Linked DNA regions of Homo sapiens: region 2 is linked to region 1. Evidence: read pairs that join two places in POLR2A ChIA-PET (ENCODE). Cell type or tissue: MCF 10A. All regions are shown on one strand. Each heading gives the region's core, and the rest is flanking DNA. Links, peaks and the distances in the headings are about the cores only.

Region 1 (2,911 bases), core at 221-2,720:
CACATTATTCAATTTAGTAATATTTAGGCTTAATACTATACAGTCTTATTTACCAAAGTCACTTAAACCAGTCTAAAATAGGGGTCAGCAATCTTTCTGTAAAGGGCCAGATAGTAAATAGTTTAGACTTTGTAGACCATACAGTCTCTGTTATAGCTACGCAATTCTGCCACTGTAGCCTGTAAGCAGCTATAGACAATATAGGTAAGCAAGGCAGGTATGTTGGTTCACACCTCTAGTCTCAGCTTCTCTGGAAGCTGAGGTGGGAAGATGGCTTGAGCCCAGGAGTTCGAGGCTGCAGTGAGCTATGATTACACCACTCACTGCATTCCAGCCTGGGTGACAGAGCAAGGTCCTTTCTCAATCAATCAATCAGTAAAATAATAGGTAAACAAATGGGCAGAGCTGTTTTCAAATAACACTTGATAAAAGCATCTGGCTTACTGGCTGTCTGCCAACTCTTGGTCCAAAGGATAGTAATGAAAAGAAACAGGAGTTACTGTTTTTACAATCCCATAAACCTCATTTGATAAGAGAGCTACTTTTGATAAAGGAAATTGTATTTTTGATCTCTTGCTTCTTGAGGTTCTAGAATTTTTATTCCTACTCCTGAAATAATTAGTATAAGCCTGGGATAGGGGAATAAGTAAGATTTCATAGCCACTTCTCAAGTTTTAAGAAATCAGTGATCTAGTTTTTGAATTTTTAATGTTTCTTCTTTTTACTTCTTAGCTGAAATACAGTTTATGAATTACTTATGAATTTTGATATCTCTGACTTCCATTACAACTGGTAATTGAGAGCTATTCATATTTGCCTATAAAAATATATGGCTGACTTAATTATCTTTTACAGAACCATACTTTGTTTTCATTTTTTTTTCCTCTGAAGAAAGACTCAGAAGCATATCATAATTGCCTGCCTATGAGTTAAACTAGTGGTAGGGAGTTATTTTTTTCTTTTTTTTTTAAGGGAGAGTCTAAGGCTCTGGAAGGGTAAGTGACACAGGTAGACTCAAAAGTTAGGCTATGATTTAGGCAGTGCTTGAGCATAGGCCATTTGACCATTTTTGGTCCTAGATGAGTTCTTTTTCTATAATTTGTTCAAACTCTGATTTAGTTGCTAATTTTGGGGTTTATATCCTTAGCCAAAGCCTAGCACCCTTCTCTATCCTAGGGAGGAGAGTGACCTTTTTAGAATTCTTGGGTCACAGTTTATTCTAGGGATGACCTACTCCTTCTTACAGCTCCCTGGGGACAAAGAGTTTGTATCATGGCAGCAGGATTTGGAGGACTCCGTAAAGCCCACACAGCAGGCCCGGCCCACTGTTATCCGCTGGTCTGAAGGAGGCAAGGAGGTCTTCATCTCTGGGTCCTTCAACAATTGGAGCACCAAGATTCCACTGATTAAGAGGTGACAAGTGTCTTGGTTGAATCTAAGGGTCCAGGAATAGAGACCTGATTTCTTTTCTCAGAAGAGAGACCCAGCTGGACTTTTCTCCACCTACTAAGGACTGTCTCTAGAACATGCCCTTTTCTGCGGCCACTTAGTATATCTGTGGGATTTTTTTTTAACCTCATAGTGAGTCAGAGATGTTTTACCCTTTAGAATTTCATTGCCTCAGAGGGATTCATAATAGCTTTATGGCTACATTCTTTAGGACTATGTCATACAAGTCCTGTCTATGCTTGTGGGAAGTCTTTTGTAACTGTCTGAGTCTTGTTGCTCTGACTTCTGCACTAAAGCAAAACACATTTTGAATTTTTAGGTAGTCATGTTATTTGTTGCTTCCAAAGCAATAATGAGTGATTTAACTGGTTGTCAGAATGGCCCTTTGTATGGTAGTTCATTCTCTAGAAAAGGTTCACCAAAACAGGGAAAGAGTACCTTGAGGCACTTCTGTATCCTAAACCTACCTATCTTATTTGCACTGGTGAGGAACTTGTTCTACTGAAGCAAAGTAAGTTATACTAAGGTGAACCATTTGAGGGGATTAATGTTTTTATTATTCTTTTCCAGATATTGGTTAAGAACTAACGTTGTTGGGAGGAGCTGGTAAATACATGTCCAAGATGATACAGAAAAGGAGAATGGGTTTATACGTTGTTTTTTACACCAGGGGATACAATGGCTTAGGAATCTGGGAAATTATTCATATGATACTATGATTGCCACTTGTTTTTTAGATTCAGTCTTCTAAAAGGAACTTGGCCTGTTTGCCTTTCTTTTTTCTTCTGTAGCCATAATGACTTTGTTGCCATCCTGGACCTCCCTGAGGGAGAGCACCAATACAAGTTCTTTGTGGATGGACAGTGGGTTCATGATCCATCAGAGGTAAGGCCTTGATCTCCAAGGGTAACCATTGACTTAGCAGTCTCATTTTAGCTGTCATTTCTGTCAAGACTGATGGGCAGCTGCTCCCCTACACTGGAGGATTTCTCTCTTGATAAAACGTGGAGGTGCTGAGAACAATCGTGTAAATTTTAGTAAAAGAGGAAGGTTGGATGGAAGAGATGGATTTGAAAGAGAGATTCAATAATTTTTTCTATTCACTGTTTCAGCCTGTGGTTACCAGTCAGCTTGGCACAATTAACAATTTGATCCATGTCAAGAAATCTGATTTTGAGGTGTTCGATGCTTTAAAGTTAGATTCTATGGAAAGTTCTGAGACATCTTGTAGAGGTAATTTTGTATTATTTACTCTCTCTTGCTGTGTCTTTCTTGTAGTTCCTTCCTAAAAGTTGTTTATGTGTGTATATACATATAGAGGGAGAGAGAGAGCAGGGGGTTGGGGGGAGGAGAGAGAGAGACAGAGATTTTTCTCCTGTAAACATTTAGGTCTCTTATTTGCAGCAAACACAAACACACACATTGTAACACAAGTCTCATGATACAATGTTTACCTTATTAC
Region 2 (2,911 bases), core at 86-2,585, 230 kb after region 1:
ACGCCAAATGAGATAATCTAAGAAGTCTCAAAGAAAGACAGACAGGCACAGAAAAATCACAGCAACTCTTTGGACTGCAAACACCAACACCACAGTCCAACCTACCAGAAATCCTGTGGTTAATTGGAGGCTTGCCCCGCTAGTCATGAGGTGATTCAGTGATCGCTACAAACGCTCCTCACATGCATCCTGGACCTGGCACACCTGGCTTGCCCATCACCAGCCTGGAGACACCGCCAGGAGCAGAATCCCGGAGGCCAATAAAGACCCCAACTTTGCAAGTCAGGGGCGCGAGCGCTCTTGCCCAAGTTCCCAGAAGGAACGGCCTCGAGGGTGGGGTGCGAAGTCAGTGTGCTCCACAGGACTTCCGAAGACGTGCCCCCGAAGCTGCTCCGTCCCTCCACCCCCTGGGATGCCACAGAACACCCGCCAGGGAGTTTCTTCCCCAGCGCCCACGAGAGGAGGGCTGTGGGCTGCAGCGGCAGGCGAGGAATCAAGCGCAGGGAACTTAGGCCCCGGCGGAGCCCTGCGGAGCCCGGCAGTGCCCGGCGCAACCGCCCCGCTCGCGTAACAAAACTTGCGGCGGCCCAGCGCGCCGCGCCTCAGCCCAGCTGTGCGCCCGCAGGTCCCAGACTCACCTGCCGCCCGGCCTGGCGCGGCGCCCTCACCTCCGGAACGCTGGGTGGACTTCGCAGTAAACTTGAACTTCCCATCCAGGCTGCAGCCGTGCCGCCGTACCTCGGCCCCGCTCCTGGCGCCGCAGGTCGCCCGTCCCGCGTTCCCAAAATCACCAGGCTCACTCAGAAGCTCAGGCAGCCTCGCGACCCTCACCTACCCCTCCCAGCACCGCCGCTATCTCAACCGCCGCCCAGCAACTTGCTTGCGGCCCGCTGGCTCCTCAGGGTCCGGATGGGCCGTGTCAGGAGAGCCCAAGGCACAGGCGCAGCTGGGCCTTAAAGGGACCCGGCTGCCTCTACCGCACAACGGGTTCGGGCCGCGGGCGGAGAAAAGGAGTAATGGAGGACGGAGCGCAGCTGGGCCTTAAAGGGACCCGGCTGCCTCTACCGCACAACGGGTTCGGGCCGCGGGCGGAGAAAACGAGTAATGGAGGACGGAGCGCAGCGGGGACGGGAAAATCCCTCTCTCCCCTCCGCCTCTCTTTCAAAGCACCAGCCCTTGACCCTGCAATTCGCCGATTTCCCCGGCCACTTGAACCGCCCCTGCCAGGTTAAAGAGGCGGGAGACACACCCCCTCGGAAGCCTGGAGCGACCCCGCCTTTAGGACTGCAGGCTTCGCGCTGCCGCACCGCCCCATAGTCTGACTTCCGGGCTCCGCCCGCGGCGCAGACGCACAGGAGTCGGAAGGCAGCCCCCAGCTCCCGCGAGAGGTGGCCTTAGGTCACTCGCAAAAACAATAACCAACGTGTCAATGGCACTTGTATTTATTTTCTAATTTAAATTTATAACAGATTTCGCAGATGGGCTTCCACTGAAATAAGCCTTTGAGAAAAAGAAAAACTTTTTTTTAACAAGATTAGGAAATACCAAGAAATATGAAGTAAAGCCATGCCATCTACCCAGCTAAAAACTTTGAAAACTTGAAATTTTATCTAAGGCAAATGTTTGCATAATTTTAAGTCGTGCCATTATTTAAAGTCAATTTCAATTAACAATTTCATTGCAACTAAATACATCTTCTATAAGAAAACTAAGATACATCCCTGATAATCTACCTTTCCCCTCCTATATTCCGTCCATCAGCAAATCCTACTGGTTTTTACCTTCCAAATTTTCCTTGAATCTGTCCTCTTCTACCTCCTCCATCACCACCCTAGTCTAGGCTACCTTCACCTGGGGAGTGGGGGTGGAGGGACTACTGACCTAGTCTCCTTGTGGTTTACCCATATCCCCTTTATCGCCTCTCTAATCTCAACACAACAGGCAGAGTGGCTTTTTCAAAATGTAATGTGACCCTGTCACTTCCCAGCCCAAACCACTTCCCGTTCTCTTAGACAAAACCTCCTAACTAACCAAGCCCTGAATGGCCAGGCGCTTTGCCCACCTCTCCATGTCTTCTTACAGGTCAGACCAATTCCATCCTGCTCTCTCTGCTTCAGCCAAACTGGCCTCTTTTATTCCCTATTTACTCAGCTTCCTGGACTCCACAGAGCTTTTGCTCATGCTTTGCTCTGTGCCTGAAGATTCTTCCAACCCTCATCCTTCTGACGACAGCTGTAGTCTCCACCTCTGAGAGGCAACTTCTGACCTCCCTACGGTGGTCCCTTACTCCCATCACATTGCATAAAACTGTAATCAAGTGGTTATGTTGGGGAATCTACCATCAGCTCCGTAAGTCCAGGATTTGGTTTTGTTTGGCTCATGGTTGTATTTCCACATTTGTGAAATACATATTTGTTCCTAAATGAGAACGATAGATGCTAGAAGTTGAAGTAAATTTGGCATAAAGTCAGAGAAAGGTAAAATGTCACAATCTGATATTTGGAGGCAGAATCTAAAAACTTCAGTTATATCAAAACTGATTTTATATCGTTTTAGGCTGGATTGTTGCAGGGACTCTTTGGGTAATCTTTAAAACTGAGTTCTCAGAGAGCCTTGTATAAACACCTGAATTAATAATGATAGCCCTGGGATGGTCCACATAAAACGAATAACATTGGTTGCTTCAAGAGAGGAAGACCGAGCCAGGCACAGTGGCTCATGCCTGTAATCCAAGCACTTTGGGAGGCCAAGGCTGACAGATCATTTGAGCTCAGGAGTTTGAGACTAGCCTGGGCAACTTGGTGAGACCCTGTCTCTACACAAAATACAAGCAAAATTAGCTGGTAGTCCCAAACACCTGTAGTCCCAGCTGTGTGGGAGGCTGAGGTGGGAGGATTGCTTGAGCCCAGAA

Evidence for each region. Peaks named below come from ENCODE experiments on the same cell type or tissue, not always from the same donor. Only the 100,000 strongest peaks of a DNase experiment are listed, where the experiment ranks them.
Region 2: POLR2A ChIA-PET joins it to region 1 with 5 read pairs; 1 of 35 experiments calls an interaction of 5 or more read pairs at or near these places.

Annotation. Positions count from the first base shown.
Region 1 is chr1:147,166,269-147,169,179 of GRCh38, reverse strand. It overlaps PRKAB2 (protein kinase AMP-activated non-catalytic subunit beta 2), which reads left to right. Exons shown (of 8, transcript NM_005399.5): 3 at 1,247-1,413; 4 at 2,241-2,334; 5 at 2,562-2,682. Among named protein-coding and RNA genes, the nearest start is that of PRKAB2, 4.7 kb to the left of the region's middle. In MCF 10A, for the core only: no CTCF peak of the experiment used is centred there; DNase peaks (open chromatin) are centred at 439 and 1,559.
Region 2 is chr1:146,936,740-146,939,650 of GRCh38, reverse strand. It overlaps NBPF12 (NBPF member 12), which reads right to left and starts at 1,327. Exons shown (of 37, transcript NM_001278141.3): 1 at 639-1,327. In MCF 10A, for the core only: no CTCF peak of the experiment used is centred there; a DNase peak (open chromatin) is centred at 1,270.